2 separate regions of the Homo sapiens genome follow, and region 2 is linked to region 1. Evidence: chromatin loops called from intact Hi-C (ENCODE). Cell type or tissue: Calu3. All regions are shown on one strand. Each heading gives the region's core, and the rest is flanking DNA. Links, peaks and the distances in the headings are about the cores only.

What was found. A loop is a pair of places that touch in the nucleus more often than their neighbours do. Peaks named below come from ENCODE experiments on the same cell type or tissue, not always from the same donor. Only the 100,000 strongest peaks of a DNase experiment are listed, where the experiment ranks them.
Region 2: it touches region 1 in a loop (13-fold over the local background); 5 of 110 quality-filtered maps call a loop at or near these places.

Annotation. Positions count from the first base shown.
Region 1 is chr3:34,612,291-34,628,589 of GRCh38, forward strand. No RefSeq gene overlaps it. Among named protein-coding and RNA genes, the nearest start is that of LINC01811, 460 kb to the left of the region's middle. RefSeq lists a silencer at 7,808-8,031. In Calu3, for the core only: no CTCF peak of the experiment used is centred there; no DNase peak of the experiment used is centred there.
Region 2 is chr3:34,675,679-34,691,977 of GRCh38, forward strand. LOC124909365 (a long non-coding RNA gene) reads left to right here. Exons shown (of 3, transcript XR_007095867.1): 3 at 748-1,786. Among named protein-coding and RNA genes, the nearest start is that of LINC01811, 520 kb to the left of the region's middle. In Calu3, for the core only: no CTCF peak of the experiment used is centred there; a DNase peak (open chromatin) is centred at 8,363.

The sequences.
Region 1 (16,299 bases), core at 4,062-12,061:
TTTTTTCACTTACCTGTGACCCTCTAATTGTTTGATTCCTCTGATTTTACATGACTGACAATGACTTGATTCCTTCATAATCAAAATTGGTTTTCTTGCTTTTTTTTGAATATGTAAATCATCCTTTTTTAAAAAAGTCTTACCATTAAGCTTCTCTAAATTCTGGAGTTTGCTATGCATGTTAGAAGAATATTGAAACAAAATACAGGCTGAGTGTGGTGGCTTATGCCTGTAATCCCAGTACTTTGGGAGGCTAAGGCGGACGGATCACTTAAGGTCAGGAGTTCGAGACCAGCCTGGTCAACATGGTAAAACTCTGTCTCTACTAAAAATACAAGAATCAGCCAGGTGTAGTGGCGTGTGCCTGTAATCCCAGCTACTCAGGAGGCTGAGGCAGGAGAATCACTTGAACCCAGGAGGTGGAGGTTATAGTGAGCCGAGATCATGCCACTGCACTCCAGCCTGGGTGACAGAGTGAAACTGTGTCTCAAAAAACAAACAACAACAACAACAACAACAACAACAACAAAAATCCAACAAAATACATTGGTAAAGGTTTTGATTCATTTTTGGCGTCGAGTAATGAGGGTAAGGAAACTTATTATTTATTAGAAGGATCCAGAAATGGCAGACTCAATGAATAAAAATTATTTTGCTGGTGTTAAAATGCATGTTCTTTAGAATTTTATTTTAATCTTTAATTTGAAATAGTCTTTTCCTTCACAATGTCTCAGACATTATTGTCGATGTCTGAATCATCTATAAATTCCCAGCATACACTACATTGTCCTTTCTGAGCACAGTCAATTCCATTGGCAATATGGATAATTATTCTGATTATTGTAGGTGAATCTGTTCAGTAAGCAATTATGCAGCTTTGGAAATTTTCTAGACACTCTGAGAATGTGAAGTGTAAGAAGTTCATGTGGATGTGGTCTCAGAAGTCAAGACAGTGTTTAACCTTGGGGAAATGGATGCTTGTGACTGAAAAGAGGGTTCAAGGGGACTTCTAGTGTCTTGTAAATGTTCTCTTTCTTGATCTGGGTACTGATTACATGGGTATATTCAGTTTGTGAAAGTTCAGTCAGTTTTACACTTATGGTTTACATACATTTATGTATGTATTTTATACTTAAATACAAACTTAAACATTAAAATGATACCATAAATTTATTAGATGTGAACATAGAATTATTTTAAAACTTGACATTGAAGAAGTTCTTAACTATTACTCATAAATCAAAAGTCAATAGAAAAATAACTAACTAACTTGAGTAAAAAAAAGAAAACATACCATACAAGGTCAAAAGTTAAATGCCAAATTAGAAAATATAGTTGCAACTTACATTATGACAAAGGGCTAAATCTTCTAGTATAGAAAGAGTTCCAAGAAATCAGTAAGCAAAAGAACTACCTAATTAAAAATGCATCTAAGAGATTAAGTCTGTTTTCCACTGTTTAAATCTGGGCTATTTCTGGGACTTGCTTTGGTCAATAAGATGTGGTAGATGGGAGGCTGTGCCAGTTCCAACTCTAGGCCAAGAAGACTTGCATGCTTCCTTTTATTTATTTATTTATTTATTTATTTTTGAGATGGAATCTCACTCTGTCACCCAGGCTGGAGTGCATTGGCACTGTCTCAGCTCACTGCAACCTCTGCCTCCTGGGTTCAAGCAATTCTCCTGCCTCAGCCTCCTGAGTAGCTGAGACTACAGGCATGTGCCACCACGCCCAGCTAATTTTTGTGTTTTTAGTAGAGATGGGGTTTCACCATGTTGGCCAGATGGTCTTGATTTCTTGACCTTGTGATCTGCCTGCCTTGGCCTCCCAAAGTGCTGGGATTACAGGTGTGAGCCACTGCGCCTGGCCTAGGACTTGCATGCTTTTGTTCACCTCCTTGGAACTCAGCTGAGCCACCATGCTAATAAGCTCAGGCTAGCCTATAAAAGGATGAAAGACCATATGGACTAGAGATGAACCCTCCCCTACCCAAGCTGAGTCTGGCCTCTGCTCAACCAAGGATGTGACTGCAGACTTACGAATGGGCCCAGATTAGGTGATCTGAGCCAGGCCAAGTTCTGTAGAATTACCCAGTTACTCAACAGATACAAGAGCACTAATAAAATGTTGTATGAAGCCATGCATTTTGGGTGCTCATTATGCAGCAAGATACAACCGATACATGAGACAAGAACTACTTTTATCTATTGACAAGTCTCTACCTTTCTTCCCAAACACCACACACACACACACACACACACACACACACACACAGAGTTGTGTGTGGTGGTGGGGGAGGCAGAAGAATGTTTCTAACTGAGCTGCACTTAGAAACTCTACACTGCAGTTCTCAATCAAATGAATGGCAGTTCCAGCACCTTTATGAACTTGCCAGTAACCATTAGTACAGCTCTAGGAAGCTGAATTTTTTTTTCATATATTTTATGGCTCACATTCTGCCACTGCAGCCATCATTGCCATCAGAATGCCACAGTGCATGGATTCTCACCTTCAGCATACATTTCCCTTCTGAGAAAAAAAAGGAGATTGACTTACACAATGATTCTGTTGATTTGAAGGAGAAAAAGAAGTCTGTAACTGAGACTATGCAGACAGTGCCATCCAGACTCACGTTTGTATTCTCAGCCCTAATTAGCTCTTTTGGAGCAGATTGTTTGCAATGAGCTCCAGAAAATTGAGTATGATTTACTCAAGGCAAACAAGGTTCAGTTGTTAACCTTCCAGTATTTAATGAGGTAATATCTTAAGGATGAACAACAGTTAACAAAGAATCTCATCAATAAGAATCAAGACTGTGCCAGAATTCAATTTTACACCAAAAAACGAGTCTCTGGAGAAAAATAAATTCTATGGCATGAAGTGAGTGCAGGAAGTGCTATAAAAAAGTATCATTCTAACTTGAAGCCGATAATTTAATTTCAGGGTGTCCAATATTGAAAAGCAAATATAAGGAAAACAATATTTTTATTCTGCTGCAGAAGGCAATGAAAAAACGATGAAAAATGTGACAAAAAGCATTTCTGACTTCATAGAGAGCATTATTCTAAAATTGTGAATTTTAAATACTGTATAGTCTTAGCTATGAATTATTTCATTAATAAAACAAGTGATCAGAGTGAGGTGTGGGAGACTACTCAGACATTTTTGCATATGGTGGGAGGATTCCCGTGCTCCGCCCTAGGTGAGAATGAATCTACAGCCATTCCCACAACTCCTTGTACTCTTCCAACTTAGCTTTCCACACTAAATACTCACTCTTTGCTGAGTATGCTTCGTATTGCTGCAGTTTCTTATCCTTTACCATCCTATTCTGTTTACCTGGACTACCTTTCCTGTCTTTCATGGTCTGCCAAGTTTTAGCTAATTTTTAAACTCCTAATCAAATTATCTTTTTACCAAAGAAAAATGAATCTCTTCTTCATATGTGTTTCTCGGATGCATTTTACACGGAGGTTTCTGGAGAGACTCTGAGCCACTAATAGGTAAAAACTGAACTATTATTTCTGTATTTTTAGCTCTGAGATCATAGCTGCTGGACTGAATTAAAAGAATTTGGAGTACTGGCACCTTCCATAAATCTCAGAATGTATTTTACATAGGTGCATAGAGAAAAATTTGCACAAAGAACATGTAGACACTAAGTAAGAATAAAAAGATGCATTTTAATCACACCTCTTAGGACATCCCAGATACAGGATAGAAATTCAATTTCTGATTCTTGCTTAATTTGAAGAATGGGTTAGTGGAGTGATTGCAAAAATGGCTATAATTATTCCTTTCCTATATCAACACCCCCTTTATAATGTGATTTTCTAGCTTCTATCAACAAAAGGTGACATCTATGTCCCTACTCTGTGAACCTGGGATGACCTTGGAACTTGCTTCAACAATGAAATGCGTAAGTCATGCTGTGCGAGTCCCAAGCCTACACTTCAGAAGACCTTGAATTCTTCTGCTTCCTCTCTTAGGAATTTGCCCAGCTATCAGGTGAAACATCTTAAGCTAGCCTACTAGAAGTTGCCAGACCATATAGACTAGAAACAAGCCATCTCAGCTGGGACCATCTGAGTCCAGTCAGCCTAAGCTAACCTAACAGCTATGCAGAGATGCATGCGTGAATGCAGAGAAGACCAGATAAACCATTCAGCTGAGTCCTGCCCAAATTGCTAATCCACTGAGTAGTGAACTAAATGAATGGTTGTTGTTTAAAGTATCTGTGTTTTGACAACCCCATAAAAAGTGGGCAAATGATATGAACAGACACTTCCTTTGAGAAACTTCTCAAAAGAAGACATTTATGTGGCCAACGAACAAATGAAAAAAAGCTAAACATCACTGATCACTAGAGAAATGCAAATCAAAACCACAAGGAGATACCATCTCACACCATCTCATAATGGCAATTGTTAAAAAGTCAAGAAACAATAGAGGCTGGTGAGGCTATGGAGAAATAGGAATGCTTTTATACTGTTGCTGGAAATATAAATTAGAGCAACCAACATGGAAGACAGTGTGGCAATTTCTCAAAGATCTAGAACCCGAAATACCATTTGACCCAGCAATCCCATTACTGAGTATATACCCAAAGGAATATAAATCATTCTACTATAAAGACACATGCACACGTATGTTTATTGCAGCACTATTTACAATAGCAAAGACATGGAACCAACCCAAATGCCCATCAATGATAGTCTGGATAAAGAAAATGTGGTACATATACACCGTGGAATACTATGCCACCATAAAAAAGAATGAGATCATGTCCTTTTCAGGGACATGGATGAAGCTGGAAGCCATCATGCTCAGCAAACTTTTGCCCATTTTTAATAGGGGTGTGTGTGTGTGTGTGTGCACGTGCTATTGAGATATCTGTGCTCCTTTTATAATCAGGATGCTAATTCCTTGTCAGGGGGGTAATTTGCAAATATTTTCTCCCATTCTGTGGGTTGTCTCTTCACTGTTGATTGTTTCCTTTGCTATATGGGAGCTTTTTAGCCTCATATAATCCTATTTTTCTATTTTTTTGCTTTAGTTACCTGTGCTTTGAGATCTTATACAGAAAATCTTTGCCCAGACCAATGGCCTGTAATGTTTCCAAATGTTTTCTTCTAGTAGTTTTATAATTTTAGGTCTTAGATTTAAATGTATAGACCATTTTCATTTGATTTTTTTGTGTGTCTAATAAAAGATTGTGTTTCCGTTTAATTCTCTGCATATAGATATTCAGTTTTCCTAGCACAATTTATTAAAGAAACTGTTTTTCCCCATTTCATCATTGTTCGACAAAGATGAGTTGGCATAAATGTGTGGATTTATATCTGGGTTCTGTATTCTGTTTCATTTGTCTATGTATCTGTTTTTATGACAGTATGATGCTGATTTAGTTACTATAGCTTTGTAATAAATTCTGAAATCAGGTAGTGTGATGCCTCTAGGTTTGTTCTTTTAGCTCAGCATAACTTTGGCTATTCTGGCCATTTCTGAACATAGGGTTATATTAGTCTGTTTTCATGCTGCTGATAAAGACACCTGAAACTGGGAACAAAAAGAGGTTTAAATGTACTTACAGTTCCACATAGCTGAGGAAGCCTCAGAATCAAAATGGGAGGCAAAAGGCACTTCTCACATTGGAAGCAAGAGAAAAATGAGGAAGAAGCAAAGGTGGAAACCCCTGATAAAACCATCAGCTCTCATGAAACTTATTCATTATCATGAGAATAGCATAGGAAAGACCAGCCCACATGATTCAATTACATTCTCCTGGGTCCCTCCCACAAGATGTGGGAATTCTGCGAGATACGATTCAAATTGAGATTTGTGTGGGAACACAGCCAAACTATATCAAGGGTGTTAAAGTCCCCTATCATTATTATATTGCAGCCTATCTCTCCTTTTAAATTTATTAATGCATGCTTTATATACTTAGGAGCTCATATGTTGGGTGCATAGATACTTATAATTGTTATATTCTCTTACTGAACTGACCCTTTTATCATTATATAGTGACCTTCTTTGTCTGTTTTTATAGACTTTTATTTGTAATCATCATTTTATCTAAGTATAGCTACTCCTGCTCTTTAGTGGTTTCCAGTTGCCTTGAATACATTTTTTTTGCACCCCTTCATTTTCACTTTATGTGTACCTTTATTGGTGAAGTAGATTTTGTGTAGGTAGCGTATAGTTGGGTTTTCTTTCCTTATTCATTCAGCTTCTCTATAGCTTTTTATTGGAGAATTTAGTCCATTAACATTCAGTGTTATTATTAAGAATTACTACTGTCATTTCTGGATTGTTTTCTGGTTGTTTTGTAACTTCTCTCTTCCTTTCTTTTTTCTTCCTGTCTTTTGTGATTAGTGGTTTTCTCTGGTAGCATGTTTTAATTCATTGCTATTTATTTTTTGTGAGTATATTATAGGTTTTGCATTGTGGTTACCATGTGACTTATAAAAAACATAAACATAACAAGTTGTCTTAAAGAGATGAGTACTTATCTTAGATCACACAGAAAATAATAGAAATAAAAAAGAAAAATATTCTACCCTTTAACATCGTACCCCCACATTTTGACTCTTAGTTGTTTCAACTTATTTTTTATTATGTATCTCTTAATAGGTTTCTATAACTATAGCAAAATGATATATTTGCATTTTGGGCTTCATAGTGGAATTATAAGTGGATTACACACTACAATTCAAATATCAGAGTATTTTAGTTTGTCCGTATGTTTAATTTTACCAGTGGGTTTTATACCTTCAATTTTTTAAAGTTCATTTATTTTTTTCTTTAAGATCGAAGAATTTCCTTTAGCATTTAGCACTTCCTGTAAGACAAATCTGGTGATGGTGAATACCCTCAGTTTTATTTGTTTGGGAAAGACTTTATATCACTTTAATATTAGCAGGATAAGCGTGCTGGATACAGTATTCTTGAATGGCAATTCTTTTCTTTCAGCACTTCGAAAATGTCAAGAATATCATTCTGCTCCCTCTTGGCCTATATGCTTTTTGTTGAAAATTCTGTTGCCAGATGAATTGGAGCTCCTTTATATGTTATTTGCTTCTTTTCTCTTGTTGCTTTTAGTATCTTCTGTTTGTTGTTGACTTTTAAGAATTTGATTAATTTAGGCTTGGGGCGGTCTCATTTGGGTCTAATCTGTTGGTATTCTCTGCCCTTCCTGTACCTGGATATTTAAATCTTTATTGAATTTTGAGAAGTGTACTCTTATTATTTATTTGAATAAGCTTTCCACTTTGTGCTCTTGCTCAACTCCTTTTTGAACACCACTAATTCTTATATTTGGTATTTTGATCTAATTTTCTGTATCTTGTAGGTGATCTTTGTTGCTTTTCAATTTTTCTTTTTCTCCTCTCACTGTATTTTTAAATGGGCTGTCTTCAAGATCACTGATTCTTTCCTCTGCTTGATCCACTTTGCTGTTGAGATCCTTTAATGAATTTTTCAGTCTAGCAAATGTATTTTCTAAGTTCCAAAATTTCTGTTTGCCTTCTTAAAATACTTCAATCTCTTTGTTAAATTTCTGTGATTAATTTCAGAATTATTTTTCTGTGTTATCTTGGAGATCACTGTTTTCTTAAAACTGCAGTTTTGAATTCTTGGTCAGAGAGCCCACATATCACGGTCTCTTTAGGGTCAGTCACTGATTCTTTGCTTTGTTAATTGGGGAGATTATGATTCCCTGTTTGCTGTTGTTTCTTGTGGACATATATCTATGTCTTTGCATTGAAGGATTAATTATTTATTCCAGTCTTCTGTCTGGCTGATTTTGTTTTTTATTAAATATGTTTGCTTAGATGTTGTTTGCCACTAGATCATTGCCTCCTTTTTGGCTCTAGGTGGCATCTTAAGCCCAGGTTCACTTCAGCTCTAGTAAAGGATAGGAGCACTGGCCTTCCTCATTGCGGAAGCTCAGGAAGGGGATACCCAGCAATGTGGGAAAACTGGAAAGGGGCTTGTGTCCAGAGGACTTATGGAATAAATCTACAGCGTGGTGATGCTGAACAGCCACTCTGACTGGGCATGTCCTTTGACTGAGTTATAGAGCAGAAGTTCTAGGACTGGGGATGGTAGTCCCATCTTCTCTTTTTGTCTTCCCTGTCCTCAGTGATGCTTAAGGGACTCATGATGCTTCCTGTGGATTAAGGCATGAGCAGATTTCCTGCCAGCAAACTCAAGATGGTGGTACAACACCGTCTTGAGGTGGCCGTCCACCTCAATACGTTTTGTCCTTTTTAAAAATTGTGAGTTGGACGAAAATTTTCCTGGTGCTTGGTGCTTGGCAGAATAGGGGGAGGGACATCACAGATATGCAGGTTACATTCTTTTACTGTCTACCTGGAGTTTTCTCACTTCTCCGTGGCCCTGGGAAGTGTCTCATCTTCATATTTGAATTGTCTAATATTGCTAGTGATGATTTTGGTGCTGTATGTTAGTTTTTGGTTTTCTGTGGTGGGTAGTGAAACCAACTTGCTTCTATTTTGCCATTATGGAACCAGAAGCCAGTCTTTTCACTTTCTTGAAAATGTCCTTTTATGAAAAAAAGTTAGTAACTTTGATGCAGCCTTCAATTTATCTATATTTTGTTTTGATGCTTGAGCTTTTGGTGTCATATTTTAAGAATCTTAAACTAATATAAGATTATGATGATTTAACCCTATGTTTTCTTTTAAGGGCTTACAGTTTTAACACTTAAATTTAGGTTGTTGAATCATTTTGAGTTAATTGTTATATATGGTGTGAGATAGAAATTCAACTTTATTCTTTAACTCTGCTGTCCCAGCACAATTTGTGGAAGAGATTCTCCTTTTACCATTGAACGGTCTTGGCACTCTTGCTGAAAATCAATTGGCTATAGATGTATGAGTCTATTTATGGACTCTTGATTTTTTTTCCTTTGGCCTGTATATCTCTCCTTATGCCACTAAAACACTGATTTGATTGCTAGAGCTTTGCAGTAATTTGAAATTGGGGAGTATGAATCTTCCAACTTTGTTCTTTTTTAAAAGACTGTTTTGGTTATTCAGGTCTCCTTGCAATTTCAAATAAATTTGAGGACTTCATCAACTCTGTAGATCATTTTGTGCAGTATTGGCATATTAGCAGTATTAGATTGTTGAATTTGTGAATACAAAATGTCTCTTCATTTGCTCAGATCTTTAATTTCTTTCAGCAATGTTTTGCAGTTTTTAGTGTACAGATCTTTCACGTCCTTGGTTACATTTATTCCTAGGAATTTTATTCTTTTGGATGCTATTGTAAATGGAAATGTCCTTTCATATGTTAAGGCTAACCCCTTATATTCTTAATTTTCTGAAAGTTTTGATCATGAAAGCGTGTTGAATTTTGCCGAATGCCTTTTTCTGCATCGATTGAAGTGATTATGATTTTTCTTCTGCTTTGTTCTATTTTTGTGGTGCGTTGGATTGATTGATTGTCTCATGTTGAACAAACTTTTCATTCCTGGGGAAAATTCTACTTGTTCATATTCTTTCAATATGCAGTTTAATTTTTTTTTCTGGTATGTTATTGAGAATTTTTGCATATATATTCATAAAGAATGTTTATCTGTAATTTTCCTTTTTTGTGATGTCTTTATCTGGCTTTGATATTCTGGTAATGCTGACCTCATACAATGAGTTAAGCATTTTCTCTTTTTTCATTTTTTTAAATAGTTTGAAAAGAATTGGTCTTAATGCTTTTTAAAATGTTTGCTAGAATTTACTAGTGAAGACTTTGGGTCCTTGACTGTTTTTGTTCAGAGGGTTATTTTATTATTATTGATTAAATCTACTTATTTGTTACAGGTCTGCCGATATTTTCAATTTCTTTTTTAGTCATTTAAATTAATTTGTACATTTCTAGGACCATTCTCATTTCATCTAGTTTATCTAATTTGTTGGTATATAATTGTTCATCTTTTTTCCTCATGATTTTTAAAAATTTCTGTAAAGTCAGTAAAATGTCCCCACTTACATTCTTATTTTATTTGTTTGCATAAACTACCTCTCTTTTTATTTTCAATCCAGCTAGGGGTTTGTCAAATTGTTGATTTTTTTTTCAAAGAACCAGAGTTTGCTATTATTGATTTTCTCTATTGTTTTTCTATTACCTATTTCATTTATTTCCACTGTTACCTTATTATTATTTTTTTCCTTGCTAGCTTTGGCTTACAGGAAAATTTTTTCAAAATTGTTAAGTTGTAAAGTCAAACTATTGAGATGATTTTTAATGTGAGCACTTATAGCTATACATTTTTCTTTAAGCATTGCTTTCTATACATGTTACAAGTTTTGTTCTGTTGTGCTTCATTTTTATTTACCTCAATTTTTTCCTAATTTCTCTTGAATTTCTTTAACTCATTGGGTATTTAAGGCTATGTTATCTAATTTCCAGATATTTGTGGATTTTCCAGTTTTCCTTCTGTTAATAATTTTAACTTTAGTTCATTGTATTTGTAAAAGATGATCTGTATAATTTCAACGTTTTAAAATTTATTGAGACTTGTGGATTAACATACAGACTATCCTGGAGAATGTTCCATATGCACTTATGTGTATTCTTCTACTGGTGAGAAGAATGTTTTATATATGTCTTTTAGGTCTGGTGATATATATTAATAGTATAGTATAGTGTAGTATTTTTGATCTATATTGACCCATCTAGATCTTCTGTCTATTTTTTAAAGTGGGTATATAAAGTCTCTAAATATTATTTTAGAAAAGCCTATCTCTTCCTCTGGTTTTGTCAACATTTGCTTCATGTGTTTTGGGGCTTTGTTATTTGATGCATATATATTTACAATTGTTATATCTTCTTGAAAAATTGACCCTTTTACCAACATGTAGTGTAGTTCTTTCTTGTAGAAGTTTTGCTTATGTCTATTTTTCTGAATTTAGTATAGCTACTCTAGCTCTCTTTTGATTATAATTTGCATAAACATATTTTCAATCCTTTCACTTCCAACCTATTTGCGTCTTTGGATCTAAAGTGAATGTCTTATAGATCTCATATAGTTGGATCCTTTTTAAAATTCCACTCTACAAATCTTTGCCTTTTGATTAGAGTGCTTAATCCACTTACATTTAAATTAATTACTGGTAAGGAAAAACTGCCATTATGCCATTTATTTTCTCTATGGTTTTTACCTTTGTTGTCCTTCATATCCTCTATTGTCATTTTCTTTGTGTTTAGTTGATTGTAGTAAAGTATTTTGAATCATTCTCTGTTCTTTTTGTGTCTATTTTAAAATACACATTTACTTTTGTAGTAACCATGGGGGCTGTCTTTAATATCCTATGTTTATAGGATATAGTTTGAATTAATACCAACATAACTTCAATAGCAGACAAAAACTCTGCTCCTATACATATTTGTTCTCCCCCTTGTTGTGTTGTAGTTGTCAAAAATTACATCTTATAGATTGTATACCTAATAATATATATTTATTATTATTATACATTTGACTTTTAAATTATTTAGAAAATAATAAATTTGAATTGCAAACCAAAAATATAAGAATACTAGTTTTTATATTTGCCCATTTAGTTGCTTTTATTGAAATTCTTTATTTATTCATAAAGAATCAAATTACATTCTTAGAGTTACTCATTTGCCATTTCTTCCTCAGCTCTTGTTATTCTGGGAATGTCTTCATTTCTCTCCATATGAAGCACAGTTTTGTTAGATATAAAATTATTGGTTGACAGGTTTTTTCTTTCTTTTAGCACCTTAAATATGCCATCCCACTGTCTCTCCTGCCATGGTTTCTGTTGAGAAATTGGCTTTTAATTTTATGAAGTCTGTCATATGTGATCATGTTACTGCTCTGTTGCTGCTTTCAAGAATTTCTTGTAGTTTTTGTTTTTGATTAGAGTACATCTCAGGATGGATCCTTTTAGGTTTATCAGAGTGGAGGGACTAAGTTTCTTGAATTTATAGATTTAAACCTTTCATCAGGTTTGGGAAGTTTGTAGCCATTCCTTCAAATATTGTTTATGCACATTTCTCTCTCTTTGTTTCTGGGTTTCCCATTATGCACATGTTAGTGTACTTGATAGTGTTCTATAGGTTCCATAGGCTTTTTACTTTATTTATTCTTTTTGCTCTTCAGATTGGATGATGTCAACTTTGCTGTCTTCAAATTCATGATTCTTTCTTTTGACTCTTCAAATCTACCTGCTTAACCTCTCTTATTTTAGTTATGGTACTCTTGGAACTCTTCAGTTCCAGCATATCTATATCTATATCAGTACATATAGATACAGATATAGATATAGCAGTATATCTATATATACTATATCTATATCATATATATCATATATATATCATATATATCTATATCAGTAGATATAGATATATCAGTAGATATATATATATAGAGAGAGATATTCAATCTTCTTTTTAGCATTCTAATTTTGTTCACATATCTTTTTTTCTTATTTCCTTTGGCTTTTGTCCATCTCTATCTCCAATTTAGTTCTTTGAATATATTGATATTTGACAAAATCTTCGTGTACTAATTCCAATGTCTAGGTTTCCTCAAGGGCAGTCTCTGTCAATTTATTTTGTTCCCTTGAATGGGTCATGCTTCCTGTTTCTTTGTATACTTTGTGTTTTTTTTTGTTTGTTTACAATTGGGCATTTGAGTATCATATTGTGGTAATATTGTATTGTAAATATCATATTGTGTAAATCAGCTCCCTCTCCTCTAGAGTTTGCTTTTTTTGGATTGTTGATAGTTGTGGTCATCCATTTGTTGATTGGCTTTCCCAAACCGCAGCATTTGTGCAAAGTCTGTTTTTTTTTTTTTTGTCGTTTGGGGGTCCCTTATGCCTCTTTTATTTTAGCTTGTGTTTAGAAAGTGCTTTGACAGATATATATATATATATATATATATTTAACATGATGAGCCATACGAGCAAAAACATCTCTCCCAGTCTTTGCATATCGGCTTTGTATTGGAACACTCCTTCAACACTCAGCTGGTACTGCACTGAGCCTAAATATATGATAGATATGAAAGCTTAGCCTCTTTTCAGTACTTTTTTTTAATTATGAGGTCTTGCCCTGGACATGTTCGTGGCTTTCTAAATTCTCTAGTGTACCTGGGTGCTTTTGAATGCCCTAACTTTCCAAATAAACTCTCCCTAGCTTTTCTTCCCATGCTTTTGATAGTTTATTGAATGTCTCAATTGTATCTTTTGTCACAGGCCACTGTTGGTTTTTCATTAGCCTTACAATGTTTTCAAATATTGTTCACCAACTTTCCTTCCTGAATAAGTTCCCATGTTAGGCAAAACAGAGATGACACCTTTGGTCAATCCTTCAGGTATCCCCCAGGCAAGTTAGGACAGACATATTGAATAATCTGTGAATAAGGTATTTTCTGCTTTCCCTGGAAACACAGACTAGGTTCCACACTAGGAATTTGGCCTGCAATCTTCAAGACTGCTGCTGAGCTTGGGAGAGAATGAAGTAAGTTAAATGCCACAAAGCTTTTCTACCATTTAATAGTTGCCTTTACTTGATTTAGTACTTACTGAGTTGCTACAAATCTTTAACTGTTTTCTGTAGTTCTAGCAAAGTTAGTTCTGACAGTTTCTGCTTGGTTCTCAATGTTTCTGTGGAAAGGAAGAAGCTTAAAGTTGCTTACTCTGATATTTTGCTCATATACCATGGGAGCAGTAGAGTTTTCCCGTGTATTTTTGTAATTACTTCTCATCTACAGAGGCAAAAAATAGTATCTCATTGTTTCTATTGTTATTTCTCTGATAATTTGTTAGGTTGTATCCCTCTTCATAAGTTTCTTAGGCACTTTGCTGAGAATTTAGGTTTTTTGTTTCTTACTGGTTTGCAGAATTTCTTTAGATAGTCTTCATATGAATTCTTTGTTATATATGTTGTAATTATTTTCTTCTCCCTTCCATTTTATTTTAATACTGTTTATGATGCCCACACTAAAAAATTTTTATAATTTTTATATAGTTAAGCTCAATAATATTTTCCTTTATGGCTTTTGAGTTGTATGCCTTGCTTAACAAGGTCTTTCCTAAAAATATTTTCTAGAGCAAATCTAATTTTTATGTATTATCTTTTTAAATATTATTTAAACAATAAAATATTTATTAAAATACTTGAATAAATAAAAATTTATTTACATTTTTGATTCCATTACGTTGTACTCTAAATTTTTGCAAATGTCTTTTTATTTTGATTTTTTTTCAACTGCTTTTGACTTTGTTTCAACATTCTTTCTGAGATTTCACTTTTCTTGCATGCTGTAGCCTGCTTCCACTAATTAGAGAATGGCATGGAACAAGCTTATCTGGGTCATTCACCAGTGGCTTGTGTTTGGAGGGAGCATGATCTTGTTCCTTCTGGGTGTCACCACTCACCTTGACACTTCTTGTCCTCTTTCATACAAGTATCCACATCTCTGCCCTAAAGTTTGTGTCACCAAAGTATGAAAGAAAAACTGGTGTAAACTTAGTTCCACCAAAATTCATCATGATAATTCTCAATATATATTCATTTAAATTAATTACATTTAAATTAATTAATTTACATTAAATCAATATATATTTATTGAGAATTATGATGAATTTTGGTGGAAGTAAATTTATATATTATATGCATATATATTTGAAATAGATATATATTTATATACATATATTTCTCTCTATATATGCTTATTGCATCCTTTACCTTTGATTTGGAGAATTTCTAATAGTGTTTCTGCCCTTGGAAGCTGTCTCTTTCTCTTTATGTCCTTTAATCTGTGGTCTTCCTTGTCAAGCTGATTGTTTCTGCATTTTACTCTCATAGATTCTTTAACCAATTTGATTCACTGAAGATAATCTTTTTTGTTTGTTGCTAGTATTATAATTTTGTTTGGTCTATTACATTTTTTATGTCTTCTCTAGGGAAGCAAAAGATCTAAGCATTTGTTCTCAGACTAATATCTTGATCTAATTTTCTATGTATCTTTTTGTTCTTATCACACATTTTTATAATAGGATTTGAGGCTCTTTGAAAGAACACATTTGGTAAAATATAATAAAATACTTGAGGGAATGAGAAGATATGAATAAGTAAAAATGGAAAGAAAACAGCAAGAAATTAGTCTGGTACTTGTAGGAATTTAGACCTTTGGCAGGCTTGGAGCTTAGTCCTGATGAGAGATGGTAAAGCTAAGTGTATACTGGGAAACTCACCTTTGACTTGCCCAGAAATAAATTTCCTAGGATTGGTTTTGCACAGTCTCTAGAACCTAGTGGATAGAAAGGTGTTTAGCCAGAGTTTCCAAATTGTAAATCTTCCACTAGAATGGAAAAGTGGTAGTTCTGATTATGTTCAGGATTTTATTCCACCAAGACAGAATCATTGGCAGCCGGGCATCTCAGAGAGAACTGATTATACATTAGCTTACACATTCTGTGAGAGAAGGTCGTATGCCAGACTTTTCTTCAAGTATTCTGAACCACAATATAATAATGCCAGTACTAAGGAAGTGATAAAGAAACAACCACTGAATTTTCTTGACAGAAATGAAGAGTTGATTATGTAATCTTTTGTGAGCATTATGGTAAGGTTCTCCAGCTGCCTATCTTTGCCCTAGGGCTTTTTGACTTGGCCTTTTTGTGAAAGCAACAGAACTTAGTTGGACAGAAGCTCCAGAGGGCTGGATGATATAGAGAGAATAAAAAAAGATAATCTATGATGAACCTCTGATTCACAGCATCCTTTTATTAATAGTAAGGCATAATAAAATGCAAGCATCACCCAAGGAATTAAAGGATTTTTTGATCAGGAATTATAGATTCTAATTATAGATCTTTAGTTATTTCCTGAGTAACCCCTGGAAATTCAATTATTCTTTTATTTATTCTTCTATGAAAGGGAGTGAAAGGAAATTCTAATATTTTTTAATAGTGTTAAAAAGAGTTAAGAGAAAAATTGGAGGCAAATGAAACTTTTGAAATGGGAAGTAATTCAGATATCATTCTTGACATATTCATGTTCATTTAACAGTAACTCACCCTGTTCAAGTCTTAGACTACTTTCAAGTATGGCTCAGTGTTTTCAGGACTCAGTAGCTTTATGATTTATTATTTTTTCCAGGTCTAATCCACATCATATCCCAGAGTTACTTCTGAGCAAATGTCTTTTCTGTTCTGTGCTTCAATAAATCCCACCACATAATTGAGTTTACAGTAGAAACTGCTTGAAAGAAGAAATGAGTTTAAAACTTGAATTAAG
Region 2 (16,299 bases), core at 4,480-12,479, 64 kb after region 1:
GTAAGGAGAAAATAGTGCCAGATATATTGTTCCTTAGCCCTCTCCTCCCACCCCCAGCACATAAACAAAACATACTGTGTACTATATAGTCTTAATTTCACCTAGAGAAAATCCATTTTCTAATTGTTTACTGTTCTACTCAGTAAGTGAAACTTACTTCTCCGTAACAAAAAAGTTCTTGCTCAATTCTTAACCATAGTCAATTACTTCATTTACATGAATTCATAGCATACCACTGGTTTTCTCCTTCAAACCACAACTACTGTTTGGAACTGGTATTGAAGTTATTGAGTAAAATTATAAAGAGCATGTAGAAGACTTATGAACCGAGTCTAACTTTACTTAGAGAAGAGGAAAGAGATTGCTGGTCCTGGTTGGGATGTTTTACATTAAAGGCAGGCAGAAGTGCAGAAGGACTGGGGCTCTTTGGAACACAGCTACCTTTTCTTTTTTGTGAAAGAACCAAATGTGTTACATTTCCATTAAAATGGAAAAGTGGGAACACAAGGAATGAGACTTCATTAGGCTATTAGTTTTATACCTAAAATGTTCATACAGTACACTGTGTCTCTACATACTGCCATACCGACCCATTTATTTTAATACCATCAATGTTTGAACACCAGGAGTTTGATCCTGTGGGATATTTGATTGCACACTTGCAAATACCAGCAAGCAAGGTTTATAATTAATCAATTTCAATAATGACCCCCAATTGTTTACTTCTTGTATCCATGTCCTGTGCAGTGTGATTTGCTGCTCTTACCATTAAGAGGTGAAATCTCTTTCCTCGCTATTTGAATATGACTGTGCCTGGTGAGTGACACTGAACGAAAGAATGCAGCAGAAGTGATGGTGTGCCAATTCCAAGTCCAGGCTTTACTCTCTTGAGATTCTTGCAAACAACGATGTGTGCAAATCCAGGATGGCCTGCTGGAGGGAGACAAGTGAACCATCACCATCTTCACCCTGACCAACAGCCAGCCAATCATTAGACAGGAGTGAGGACATCCTAGGCCAGCCACTGACCTGATGACTGCAGATCCATGAGTGAGCTCTGCTCAGATCAGCTAAATATGGCTGGCACCAAAAGAATGACTCAGCTGACCCACAGATTCATGAGTTAAATATGTCCCTTTTGTTTTAAATCACTAAGTGACTTAATGAGTGATAAATGGCATAGGGTTTAAACTATCTTGTTATGAAGAAGAATAGTTGAACCACTTGCTCTGAGTAGAAGTCAATGTAAGTCACATTTTCAATAAAAAATACAGGTTTGTTGTTATATAACTTAAGGTAAATGTGCTGGCCTAAATTATCTTTCCACTCTACTCAAGAGAAATTACAGTCTGTATTTCAAGGTCATTCTGATCAAATTCTCAAAGCCAATAATGTCTCAAAAGTACTTGCAAATATTAATATATTTTTATTTGATTTTATTAGTCATATCAAAAATCACTAAATACTTATGAATATTATAAAATTCTTGAGCTATTTTCCTTTTAAATTAAAACTTTTTAGTTTTAAATATATTACATGTTCATTAAGAAAGAAAAATGCAAAAAAAAAGTGCAAAGAAGAAATTTTTGAAAAAAAGCCTATAATCCCATTGAGCCACAAAGAATTGTTTGACATTTTAAGCTGACTTAGAGTTTCCCTAAATGGTTTCCAAATACAGACAGGGTCCAACTGGCCTCCTGCAGATAGAAATATACTCTATATGCAAATGAGAAAACTTCTGAATTTAGTCTAAAATATAGTATAGATATCTATCATGCATACACACACACACACACACACAAATTCACACAATTACCTCCTCACAGAGGTTCCTCATAGACCTTTTTTTTTCTTTTGGGGGAGGAGGGGTGTTTGTTTGCAGCAGTAAATCAGAATAGAAAGCAGCAGCAGTAAAACGTTTTATCACCTTCTGCCTGTGATTTGAGTGCCAAAGATAATTTTCTAAGTTTTTAATCAAAATTTTGAGGGTTTTGTCACAAGCTGACCCACAAGTTCTAGAATAAAATAATGTCAATAACTATGTTATTTATTTTTTGAGTGCATAGTATACACTAGATCTTCTGTTGCAGTCTCTACATTTATAATTCTGTTTTTCTCTAACTAACACTCTGAGATAGGTAATGTTATTTTTATTATTTCTTTATCTTATAAAGGAAATGAAGCTTAAGAAGGCTGAGACACCTTTGAACATTTTATTTTTAGTAAATATTGGGGCAGGGACTTCACCCAATGCAACTCATTACCAGCCTCATTCTGTTTGCCATTCAGCTACAGGGCTTCTGGGGGTCCCAAGATTCCAGAGGGGTGTCATTGTTGAATTTTGTGTGGTTCTATTTAACAAAGAATGTAGGATTGATGCAGAATATATCTTATCAATCTTATTATGAAAATTCTTCTATTCAGGGTGCCTAATACATTAACTAAACATGTGTGATCATAACTATATATATATATAAAGTTTTGTATTCATATAAAACATCATGTTTTTATGCTTCCTTTGGATGACAGTAGGTAGATCTTATTTCTATAGCCTAAGATCCAAAATGCATAGTAGAAATAATACTGGACATGAAGTTGCATGGACCTGGGTTTAATTTTTAATTCCTACCAGTTCAATGAGATTATGGGCATGTGTGTTTGTTAACTTTCATAGACATTAGTCCAACAATAGATGCAACTCTTAGAACCCTGGAGGTGGATTCTCAGGCACAGTTTTATCTCAACCAGAAATCACAAACCAGTTGACTTAAATTTGCATAATTGCTTGGTTTCAGCATTTAACTTTGACCTATTTGATGTTAAATAGTAAAAAAGAAAGAATAAAAAGAAGGAAGGTACATAAAAGGAAGGAAGGCAGGAAAGGAGAAAGGAGGGAGAGATCTTGAACATATGTGGAAGCTCTAGAGATTTCACTTAAACATCTGTGTGTCTAGGTTCTCTTGAAATACAGAATATCAAACAACACAAGCACACATTCCATTAGGCAAAAAACAAGTAGAGAAGTGGCCATTTCCCTAGTTTGGGCATATGATCACTATTGTGTCACATTCTTCACTGGTTCCTTTTATCTCCCAGGCCCTAAGGCTAAGTGGTAAATGTCAGGCATTGCCAAGTGTGTGCCTAACACCTCTTCTGGTGTTCCAGGCCTTAGGGTTTGAGACATAAATCCTAGCTAAATCCAAAATGAGTAAGAAAAGGGTTATATTACTGTCTTACTGTAAGTACAGTACTTTCTCCTTTCCTTAGAATTATTAATTACCATTACTTAGAGAGGTAATTGATCTTTTTTCTGCTGCTCCTCCCAACCTGCTCAAATAGAAATTATTTTTATTTAAAGACTGGCCCTTGGTTTCACAAAAGAAGTACTCTATTGAAGAAGGAATTAGTGAAATCAACAACTCTAACCTAATAGTAGTAGTAATAGAAATTTTAAAATCCTCTTAAAGTTGCTGCAAAGGGTGACCCCTCCTTACACTCAAGTTAAAAGAGAATACTAACAGCCTGTCTTCTCTCTGTGGACAGTGGACCTTATCTATACTCTCCACCTCCACATTCCTCAGCATTTATTATGGGCCCAGTGAGTTCCTGCCTGGCTGCAGGGTCACAAGACTGATAAGTTTAGGTTGCAAGACATGTTTCTCTCAAGATGTAAGAAATGTTGTAATGCTGCCTTTTTTTCTTGCTTCTATAACTTGCATCCCACCTCACGTAGTTCCTGCCTTAAGATGTTTAAAAGTAGGAAAAGTCCTTTGTTCGGGGTTCAGACTTTCTGGATGTATGTCTGGCTGAGTCAGTGATCACCTTGATTTGATAAACTCTCCTGAACCTTTTTCAGTTTCTCCAGTCTTTGATTGTCCCATAATATTTCTGCGGGCCCGTTTGGGATTGGAGATGGCCTATTTTCTATCTTCTTTGCCTGTGGGCTAGAGCCCCACGATGCAGGAGACCTGGGGTCCTTGGTGCCACCAGGAGAGTTTCAGCCTGGAAGGGGAATGTCCCTCCCTCGTTCCAGAGCCCTCCCCCGACAGCACAAATGGAACTGGTAGAAAGGGTTGCAGGACAGTCACGGGAGCAGCACATAGACATCTGAACCGTGGTAAGGTTTTGGCCCTAAGGCAAGACCTGTCCCATAAAGATGGAAGGGGAGCCTGATCACCTGCCAGGGTATGAGGACTAGTCTGACCTGAGGGGGTTGGGACAGTTGGAGAAGGCCATTGATTTGGATGAAACTCACACCCTAACCGACACCAGATGTGGGTGGGGCTCGTGAGTCGGTCAGAAAGAAAAACTGTTTCAGGGATGGGGAGGTGTGTGAAAGTGAGTGAAAGAGATGGTCCTGGGAGAGACCAATGTGGGGCGTGATGTGGGGAGACACAGATCTCTTAGTGTGTACTGTGTGCTCCAAGGCAAGTGTGGGAAAAACCAGACCTATGACACTGCATACAGCCCATAGGACCAGCTCTATAGCTGCAGCTAGCTGTGACAGGCATGCTCCTGGCTAAGCAGAGTCTGAACCTGCTGTAATAGGACCTGGTCTGGTCTGTCCAGGAGTGAAAGTGAGAGTGAAAGTGCATCACAAAGGGTGGAATGGGAGGAAAAGCATCAAAGCCTACTCCATTGGAGTGGATGTTGGAGAATTTCAAGAAAGGTTTTAATGGATATTATGGAGTTAAATTAACCCCTCAGAGATTGAGAACTCTCTGTGAAATAGATTGGCCTTCTTTTAGTGTTGGGTGGCTGGCCTAAGTAACGATAGACAGAGAGATAATTGGCCTTGTGTTTAGGGTCATAACCAGAGTCAAAGAACAGCCTGGGTACCTGGACCCGTTCCCATACATTGACTCCTGGCTGAGCATCATTCAAACTCACCCCAAGTGTTTACAAGCCTGTTATGAGACTTCCTGTAAGACCCTGGTAGCTCGTGCCAGATCTGAGGTAGCAAAAGAACCTAAAGGGATGGTGGAAAGAAAGGAAAAGCCTTAAGGAAAACATAAAAAACCTGTTCTGCAGGCCTTGCCCGAGAAGAGGGAGTTTCCACCTCTCTATGTCCCAATCTATCCATCTCTAGCAAGGCCAAGGCAAGATGCTGCACAAGCGGCCCCTGAGGAATCAAGTTCAGAGGAGAGTGAGCCTCAGGCATCACCCCGCAGGGAAGAGTCAGAGCCCCCTACCTATAAAGACTAAAGAAGCACTTCAAGGTGACGGGGCAGGCTGTCTCAGATCCGGCCGCACCCAAGCCATGCAGATGTTTCTCCAGGAGACAAAAAGCCAAATTTATCATGCTAAATAAGGTCAAGTACAAGGAGAGCAATGCCTTTTGGTTTACAAGCCTTTCTCCACCACTAACCTCCTTAACTGGAAACAGCATACACCCTCCTACGCAGAGAAGCCCCAGGCCCTCATGGACTTGATGCGGTCCATCTTTGTGACTCTTAACCCTACCTGGCCTGATTGTCAGCAACTACTTTTAACATTGTTCAATACAGAAGAATGCGGGAGAGTTGCTCAGAGAGCCTTACAGTGGTTAGAAAGCAATGCATCTGAAGGCAAAAATTATGTCAAGTGGTATGCACAGGAGAGGTTCCCAGAAGCAGATCCAAATTGGGATCCAACCAGGCAGAACTGCAAAACCTGCAGAGGTATTTGGAGGCACTTCTTAATGGAATAAAGGCTGGAGGGAAAAAGGCAATGAATATGGGAAAGGTCTCAGACGTATGCCAAAAGGCTGATGAGAGTCCCAGTGAATTTTATGAAAGACTCTGTGAAACATTCCAGCTTTATACACCATTTGATCTGGAGGCTGTAGGGAATCAATGCATGGTTAATGTGGCATTTGTGGGCCAGGCACAAGGTGACATTAGATGGAAGCTTCAGAAGTTGGAAGGTTTTGAGGGTATGAATATTATCCAGCTCATTCAAGTAGCTACTAAGGTGTTTGTTAATCAAGAGGAGGAAATCAAGAAAGGGGCAAAGTGCATAAGCCAAGGGAAAGGCTGATTTGTTGGCTGCTGCTCTGGTTGAAAGAGAGACTGGTTTTGTGAGAGGACGTGGACATGGTCATGGATGTGGTCACGGGAGAGGACAAGCTAGGCCAGGGTTTGAAGGCTGGCCTAGGCTTGAGAGGGATGAATGTATGAGATGCAAACAGAAAGGGCATTGGAAGGATAAATGTCCAGAAAGAGAAAAGGAAGAAAGCAGCAGCCAGGGACCTGATGCCCAGCCAAGGACTGCAGCCTCTAGCCATTGTTCTAAAGCCAGACGCTGATCTGGTTGGCTTAGCAGGAGTTGAGGAATATAAGGACTGAGACAGACTGGGATCCATCTCTCTAGGCCTCCAGGAACCCCTGGTCTCCATGAAAGTGGGAGGCCAACAGATGGACTTTATGGTAGATACAGGTGCTGAACACTCGGTGGTGACATGGCCCATTGGGCTGCTTTTTAAAAACTATGCTACTATAGTTGGGGCAACCAGACTATCAGAGAAAAGGCCTTTCTGTCAATCCAGAAGGTGTGTCATTGGAGGACAAGAAGTCCAACATGAATTTTTATATTTGCAAAATTGTCCAGTGCCCTCGTTAGGAAAAGACTTGCTCCAGAAATTGTAAGGACAAATCTTTACACCAGAAGGGGACATGACTCTAAACCTAGGTCAAAGAAAAGCCATGATAATGACCCTTACTGTCCCAACAAGAGAGGAATGGAGACTCTATGAGAGACGCAAAATTTGTAAAGATGCATTTTGACAGTGGGGAAATGAGGCAATATATGAGGAATTATTTCTCAAGCTGCCAGGGGTCTGGGCAGAAGACAATCCCCTGGGGCTAGCCATAAATCAGGCGTCCGTAGTGGTGGAACTGCTGCGGGGCAATTACCCAGTGTGAATCTGTCAGTATCACATGCCAGTAGAAGCCACCCATGGGATTATAAAGCATATAGACTGGCTCCTTAAATTTGGATAATAGAAAGATGTGCCTCTTCTTGGAACACTCCATTGCTACTGGTGTTAAAGCCCTCTGGGGATTACCGGCCACTACAGGATTTGCAGGCAGTAAATAAGGTTGCAGCTACATTATATGCCATTGTGCCCAACCCATATACAATGCTTGGGCAAATTCCTGCTGATGCTGCTGGGTTTATGTGCTTATACATAAAGGATGCATTATTCTGCATTTGACTAGCTCTTGAAAGCCAGGGCATCTTTGCCTTTGAGTGGAGCTCATCACAGTATACTTGGACCAGGCCTCCCAAGGATTTAAATGCTCCCCAACCATTTTTTTGAGGAAGCACTAGCCTCAGACCTGAAGGCTTTCGTGCCACCAAGTGACCGCTGTGTCCTCTTTCAGTACATGGATGATTTATTGTTGGCTGCACCCACAAAAGAAGAGTGCTTTCAAGGCACAGAAAGCCTCCTTCGTGTTCTGTGGAAGGCTGGCTATAAGGTATCTAAGGAAAAGGCACAAATCTGTGGCCAAAGAGCAAGGTATCTTGGCTTTAACATCTCTCAAGGGCAGTATGAGCTTGGACTTGAGCAAAAAGGGACTGTGTGCGGCATTCCTTGACCTGACACTAGACAACAAGTGTGGGAGTTTATAGGGGCAGCTGGTTTCTGTTGCATTTGGATTCCAAATTACTCGCTCTTGGCAAAAACATTGTATGAGGCTACCAAAGTGGGGGAAAAGGAACCCCTCCTGTGGAGGAAAGAACAGGACATGGCCTTCAAAGAAATCAAGAAGGTTTTGATCCAGATCCCAGCATTAGGACTGCCAGACATGATAAAGCCTTTTTACCTATATGTCCATGAAAGAAAAGGAATAGTTACAGGAGTCTTAGTACAAACACTAGGGTCATGGTATCGGCCCATGGCATATTTGTCCAAGCGACTGGACTTGGTGGCTATGGGATGGCCACCCTGTTTCAAGGCATTGGCAGCCACTGTCCTGTTAGTGGAAGATGCTAACAAGCTCACATTTAAACAAAGTTTAATAATTTGGATGCCCCATGCAGTCGTCACCCTGATGGAGCAGAAGGGTCATGGCTGGCTTTCTAACACTAGGATGTTAAGATATCAAGGGTTTTTGTGTGAAAACCTGTATATAACCTTGGAGACTGTGAATGCTCTAAATCCAGCCACACTGCTGCCAATAGAATGGGTGGAGCATGGAAAGTCCCGTTGTGTGGCCCAGGGTATCACTGTTTTGTGGAAACAGTGGATGAAGCTGAAAAGACTTAAAGAACCAGCCCTTAAAGGACCCAGATGTTGAATACTTTACTGATGGAAGCAGCTTCGTATCTGAAGGAAGACTGGCTGGATATGCAGTGGTAACACTGAATTCAGTAGCCAAAGCCTGCCCTCTGCCGGTTGGAACTTTGGCCCAAAGAGCTGAGCTAATAGCTCTCAATAAAACATTGCTCTTGGCCAAAGGAAAGTCGGTATACATCTATACTGACTCAAGGTATGCTTTTGCCACTCTGCATGCCCATGAAGCCATATCTAAGGAAAGAGGATTATTAACAACTGAAGGAAAGGAAGTCAAAAATAAAAAGGAAATAGAGCAGCTCTTAGAAGCTGTATGGGCTCCAAAAGAAGTAGCAGTCATCCATTGCAAACGGCATCGAACAGGAGGAGGTGATGAGGCTAGAGGAAAAAGAAAGGTGGACAGAGAAGCCAAAAGAGCTGCAATGACAGACGTAACTAAGAAGGAAGAGGAAACCCTTACCACGCCCTTACTGGAGCTTCCCCTTACAGAACCCCCTAACTACTCCTCTAATGAAAAGGCTTGGTTTGAGCAGGAGAGCAGAAGTTACCAGAAAGGAAGTTTGTGGAAGTTCTCAGATGGGAGACTTGCCATCCCAGAAACAATAGCTCCCCAGTTCATAAAGCAATTTCATCAAGAAACGCATATGGGAAAAACCGCATTAGAGACTCGTGTAGGATGGCATTTCTATGTGCCGTGCCTAACTGCCATCACTCGAGCTCTTTGTGAGCAATGTTTAACTTGTGCCCAAAACAATCCACAGCAGGGGCCAACATGGCCCCCAGGGATTCAAGAAACTGGAGCTACACCCTGTGAAAACCTGCTTGTGGACTTTACCTAGCTGCCTCGAGCCAGAGGTTACCGGTACATTCTAATGTTTGTCTGCACTTTCTCAGGGTGGGCCGAGGCATTTCGCACCAGGACAGAGAAAGTTCGGGAAGTAACCAGAATCTTATTAAAGGACATTATTCCTAGATTTTGACTGCCTCTAACTTTAGGACCAGACAATGGCCCAGCATTTGTGGCAAAAATAGTACAACAGCTAACGCAGATGTTAAAAATCAAATGGAAACTGCCAACAGCTTATCTATCGCCCACAGAGTTCTCAAAAGTTGAAAGAATGAACCAGACACTCAAACAGCTGTTAAAGAAGTTTTGCCAAGAAACTCATCTAAGGTGGGATCAGGTGCTGCCCATGGTCCTTCTCCGAATCAGGTGCACCCCTACTAAATTAACTGGGTATTCACTCTATGAGATTGTTCAGCCGACCACCCCCTATCATAACTCAGATAAAAGGAGATTTAAAAGAAATTGGGGGATTAACCTTAAGAAGGCAAATGCAAGCCTTAGGTGAGGCCGTGCAGGAAATACAAGGGTGGGTAAGAGAAAGGATACCTGTTAGCCTCACAGATGCAGTACATCACTTCCAACCTGGAGACTCTGTCTAGATCAAATGATGGAACCCATCCACTTTAAGGCCTTTATGAGATGGTCCCCATATTGTGATCTTGTCTACCCCCACTGCTGTTAAAGTTTCAGGTATCACACCTTGGGTTCATCATAGCTGGCTGAAACCAGCAGTAGCCACCTCCCAGGACCAGTGGACCAGTCAACAAAACCCAGACCACCCGACACGGCTGATCCTGCAGTGAAACCAAGCTGCTGCTGACAAGGACAACTGCCCTGCTCCGACCACACTGGAGGCTGGTCGGTCCATGCATGGCTGAAGCTTGAGGAAACATGGAGCCTTGTTCTAGTCACACAACTGGAAGCTGACTAGTCTATGCACAGCCAAAGCCTGAGGAAGTCAACAATAGACAAGAAAATGTGGATTAAATTTACAAACATAGTTATATTCTTACTTGTACTGATTGTTTTGCTGTCATGATATCTTTGCAAATGCTGCCAAACTTGTTATCCAGAAGGGTGCCCGTGCATAGTATAAGTAAGTTTAATTATATTAGTAATACTGAAGCCACTGACACTTTCACCTATGGTTATAAAAGGGGACCAGGATGCCTGTCATCACTGTATGATAGTCACACTTTTTCCAGACCAGCTTCTAAAACTCTGTTATACCAGACCTACTATGAGTGTACAGGGACTCCTACAGGAACTTGTGTCTATAACCAGACTAGTTACCTGGTCTGTGATCCTGGAAATGGGCAGCTCCAAGTATGTTATGACCCAGAGTTCTTGCCCTGTGACTTCTGGTTTGAAGTCCAAATTGGCGAACCCCTAATGCCATCATATACAAACCTCACAGAAACCGGGGTCTGTAAACTTGTAAACAAAACAGACGTATTCCCTTACTCACATAAAGGGCCTGTCTCTGTATATTTTGATGCCTGCCAAGCTGTACATCTCAGTAAACTAAATAATATTGGGACCATCTGTAAAAATCTAGGACAAGACAGTCAGCATCAGAGCCTCCAAGGACATACATACCACCACCCGAATAATGGCTCTGCAAAAGTACCAACCAGTATCCCAAGATGAGTATGTACCCACTCAAGAAGAAGTAGCTAACTATTGTGCTCTTTACTAATTTACATTTGTGTTGAGCACCAAAAAGGAGTAATGAAGAAGGAATTAATGAAATCAACTATAACATAATAGTAGTAGTAATAGAAATTTTAAAATCCTCTTGAAGTTGCTGCAAATGTGACCCCCAACTTACACTCAAGTTAAAAGAGAATACTAACAGCCTGTCTTCTCTCTGTGGACAGTGGACCTTATTTATACTCCCCAGCTCCACATTCCTCAATGTTTATTACAGGCCCAGTGAGTTCCTGCACTGTTGCAGGGTCACAAGACCGATAAGTTTAGGTTGCAAGACATGTTTCTCTCAAGATGTAAGAAATGTTGTAATGCTGCCTATGTTTCTTGCTTCTGTAACTTGCTTCTTGCCTCATGTAGTTCCCACCTTAAGATGTTTAAAAGTAGGAAAAGCACTTTGTTTGAGGCTCAGACTTTCTGGACATATGTCTGGCTGAGTCAGTGATCACCTTAATTTAATAAACCCTCCTGAACGTTTTTTGGTCTCTCCATTCTTTGATTGTCCCACAACACTATATTCTAATAAAATTCCTCATTTAAATTATAATTTTGTAGTTGGGTGTGGTGGCATGTGCCTGTAGTCTCAGCTATTTGGGAGGCTGAGGCAAGAGGATCCCTTGAGCTCAGGAGTTCAAGGCCAGTCTGGACAACATAGTGAGAGCCAATCTAAAAAAATTGTTGTACTTTTCTCTAATTGATTCGATCTGTATTACTTTTTAGGGCACAGGGAATACTATATTTTAGTTGAACCCATTGAGCTGAGTTAGATGCAATAGGTCAAATATGTTAATGTTCATGCCTTCAAAATTAAAATTCTTTCTACTTCCCTCCTCCAAAATGTGGGGCCTATAGATGAGGTGGGTGAAATTAAAGTATCTTCACTTTTTATTCTAGGTGTTTTGATCTCATCAGTGGTGTTTCTGATCTTGCTGGTCTTCTAGGTATTGGTCCCCATTATGTGCTTACACAGCTTAAGTTTCCAGACAGTGGTATGCTAGAGCCAACTTGTACTAGCTTATGAAAGCCAATTGTGTACATCTTGTCCCAACTCTATATTTTGTCATTTTGGCTTGTCACTTGGTAGTTTTAAAGGGCCATGCTTGGAGTATTTATAACCTGGAAATTGGCAAATGCTACAAATCTCAGCTGTTTCTCCTGAAGAGTTGATTGTTAAATATTTACAAACATACCACTCCCTCCAGATGAAGTGGAATTCAAGCTGTGTATTGTCCTCTTCCATTTCCACTGTGGGCTTGTATAACTTGCTTTGACCAGTTTGACATTAGCAAGTATCGTGTCAGCAGATTTTTGTTAAGCCTTGCACAATGGAGATAGTCCTCTTTGGAACCTTGTAACTACCATGCTATGAGGAAGCCAAAGTCACATGAAGAAGCCATATGGAAGAGAACTGAGAAACATAGTTGAGAGCTAGAATGAGAACTCAGACATAGGACCTAAATTTAGCAATCCCAGCTAGCAGCTGTCAGTGTAAGCTACCTCAGGAGAGGTCCCAAGCAGCTTGGAATAGAGATGAGATGCTCCATTTTACCCTTCCTGAATTCCTAACACACAAAATTGTGAGAAAATAAGCTGGTAAGTTTTGGCGTGGTTTCTTACACAGCAATAAAACACTTGAATGAAAATGTTTTTCAGCTTTCTCAAAGTCTCGTGGCTCTTGATAGCTGACTCAATTTTACCTCACATTTTGTTCATATTACATATGTGTCTGAGAATCCTCCATAATTTCCACTTGGTAAATGTCTTAGGCAGTTATGCCATTTCTCTTCATCTAGATCACCAGCACTCAATTCTTTGGTTGTCCTATGCTCAACAGAACCAAAACACCTCAGAGAAACTAGCCTCTGGTCTTCTAAGAGCAGACCACTCTTACTTGCAGGTATCTTTGATTGCTATACCCAGGTTGATGTGAGGACAGACAATAACACAATATCTTTCTAGCACCCTCAGAGTGATTTGGGTATAAAATTTCCTGCCTAAGATAACTCACTTGACTTTAAGATACCATTTAATTTCTGGGCTAAATTTTAAAAATAACCATTTAATGACAACATGTTTGAGAAAAGTCCAAGAAACCTATTCCTTTTCAAATGAAAATGATTTTATAACAGTACAGTCACATACTTTTAAAAAGCTAATTGAGGCTGATAATCTAAATTACTATGCCAGTTATACTGAGAAGTGTAGTCTACAGTAACTTGCATTTGACATGGAGTTGATCTTCTGCTGACTTGATCAATAACTTAGCAGCCAAACAGGTGGCTCTATTATCTTACTTTGATGCTAAGAATCTGATTTTAATCAGATTTTAATTAGTTCCATGGATAAAATCAATTTGGACATGAGTTTGACAGTGCTACTTTAAATCTAACATTATGAATTAGAAATATTGGACATGATTTCTGTAATGTGAAGATTTTAATGCAACCTTATTTTCCCATTATTTCGGTTCATGATTTTAAAGTATACTAAAAAAAAAAACTTGGAGAATCTTAGAAATATTAAACACTGTTTTTTTCTGTTGTTCTTACTATTTTAGGCTTTTGGATGGGAGGCTAATGATATCTCACTGTGGTTTTAATTTGCTCTATCTTGATGACTAATAAAGTTCAGCACATTTTCTCATGCTTACTGACCATTTGGATATCCTCTTTTGTAAAGTTTCTATTCAAACTTTTTGTATATATTTTTTCTATTTAATTACCTATTTGGACTGACTTCTAACATTTTTTATATATTTTAGATAAGAGCCCTTTTTCAGATAGATATATTGCAATTATGTTATCTATGTGGCTTACCTTTTTCCTCTCTTAATGGTATCTATTGAAAATTGAACTATATTAATAAAATTCAGTGTATCAGATTTTATGATTTGCACATCTTTTTTCTGTTTGAAAAATCTTTGCTTATATCAAAGACATAAAGATATTCTCCTATGCTTTCTCCTAAAATAATTTCTTTATATTTCACATTTAGATCTGCAACCCATCTGTAATAGCTTTTTTTTTTTTAATGGTTTGAGGTAGGGAACCAAGATTTTTTTTTTTTAATTCAACAAGGATATTCAGTTCATCCAGTACCATATTGGAAAGGCCACACTTATGCCACTGCTCTGTAATATTCCCTTTGTCATAAGTCAATTGACAGAGAGCCATGTAAGTGTGGTTCTCTGCACTCTATTCTGTTTCAGAGTCCTTTTGTATCTCCTTATGCCAATATCATTGTCATAATTGCTGTAACTATATAATGAGCCTTGATATCGTGTAGTGCGCTTAATTATTTTTGACATTTATATATATATTTTCTTTTTGTTATTTTATTTTTAAATTGACATATAACTATATGTATTGAAGGAGTACAGTGTGATATTTTGGTACATATATTCATTCTCTAATATCAAATCAGCTAAGGAGAGGAGGGGGAAGAGGGAATGGGAAGAGGATAGTCAATTGGTATAAAGTTACAATTAGGAGAAATAAGTTCTGATGTTCTTTTAGAACTGCTCCTGCTGGTCTATGGATTGCATTTTGGGTTGTGAAAGGCTTTTTTTTTTTTTGAATTTACAGACTATATTAATTTATTTATTTGTATTATTTATTTATTATTTTTATTTCCATAGGTTTTTGGGGAACAGGTGGTATTTGGTTACATGAGTAAGTTATTTAGTGGTGATTTGTGAGATTTTAGTGCACCCATCACCCGAGCAGTATACACTGAACCCAATTTGACTAAAGGTCTTCTTAAAATGGCATCAGGACCCATTAGGTGGGTCCTAATTCAATATGACTTGCATCTTTATGAGGAGATTAAGATACAGATACAGCGAGGGAAGACCATGTAAAGACATAGAAGATAAACATCTGCAAGCTAAGGACAGATGCTTCAGAAGAAACCAGCCCTGCAGACACCCTTGATCTCCAGAACTATGATACATTTCTGTTGTTTAAGCTGACCAGTCTGTGGTACTTTGTTACAGCTCCAACAAGGTAATACAACTATTGTTACTTTCTTGTTCAATAATTTCAAAAATGCATTTTTCAATATGTACTCGAGGCTCACTGGGTCACATTGGGAATATATATATATTCCCTATGTATGTGTATATATACAAAATTATTTTTAATCTTTTAATATGTTGGCTTCATATTTTGGTCACTGTAGCTTTGGATTATTTTATCATTTTATTAATTCACCTTTATTCAGAGTGTCAATCTTAAGTTTTCAATGAGATTTTAATATACCTATTGATAAAAGAAGAAATAGGTATAATTAGGGTGAACAAAAAGAAGTCGTTTGGACAAAAAATATAGAGTAGACAAAAGACATGAGTATCCAAGGTCATGAATACTGTAATAGCAGAGAACGGAGGCAGCCTGTCAGGTAACACTGAGCAGGAACCAAACAACAAACTAAAACTTTACATACGTGTCACTTGGGGATTTTGTTTTGTTTACATGTGGATTCTGAATCAGTAGCTCTGGAGTGGTGCCTACGAATTCAGGTGACATGGCTGCTGGTGGTCTATTGATTGCATTTTGAGTTCCAAAAGGCTAGATTATCTGCTTCTTCATACTTTTATCGACTTCCTAGCATTCTCTGGTGCAGACCTGTTTCTTCCACCTGGCTCACACTCATCTCATTGATGTACTTGCAGCTACTGTACATTTTGCCCTCATCTTATTTGCTTAAGTTATACTTGAAAGACTTTTATCTTTCCTGACCCAAGTGAAACTATTTTGTCAATCTGAGTGGGTTTAATAGCATTTCCTGGTGCTATCTCCAGCACCATTCTATGTTGCCAGTCCTCTTCAATGAAACCAGAAGTCACTTTCTGTTTATTTCCAATATAATTGGGCTGTACTTAATGAAAACCTGACATACAATTCTACAATTTTAAAAAGGTTACTTTAAAAAAAGGTGGATATATATATATATATATATATATATATATATATATATAAAATGATGAATTTAGAGGAAAATGTGAGTTATTGAAAAATGAATAATGTTAGATATTCTAGCAGAAATACAAAACATTACTATTTAATAGTGAGCATCCTAGCTTTCATGTTGTAATTATTATATAAGAAGATATTCCTAACATTTTAGTTATTTGTCATTAAAACTTAAAAATTTATTGAGTTAATATGCTATTAGGCAAAGAAATATAGGTTTCATTGTATATAAGTAATATCTTTTGAAATAAATAGTTATTGATATGCATCATCAACTCTTTTGACATTTGTGTTATCTCAATAATGAAGAATAAAAATGGAAATAACTGACATTTTAACTCACTAGTTATTATAGTTAACTGATATTTTAACTCATATATGTATATTTATATATATATATATTTAACTCATATCTATCTATATATAACTCATAATTTTAATTATAATAACTATATTTTGAAGTCTTAACCCCAATATGATCATATTGGGGG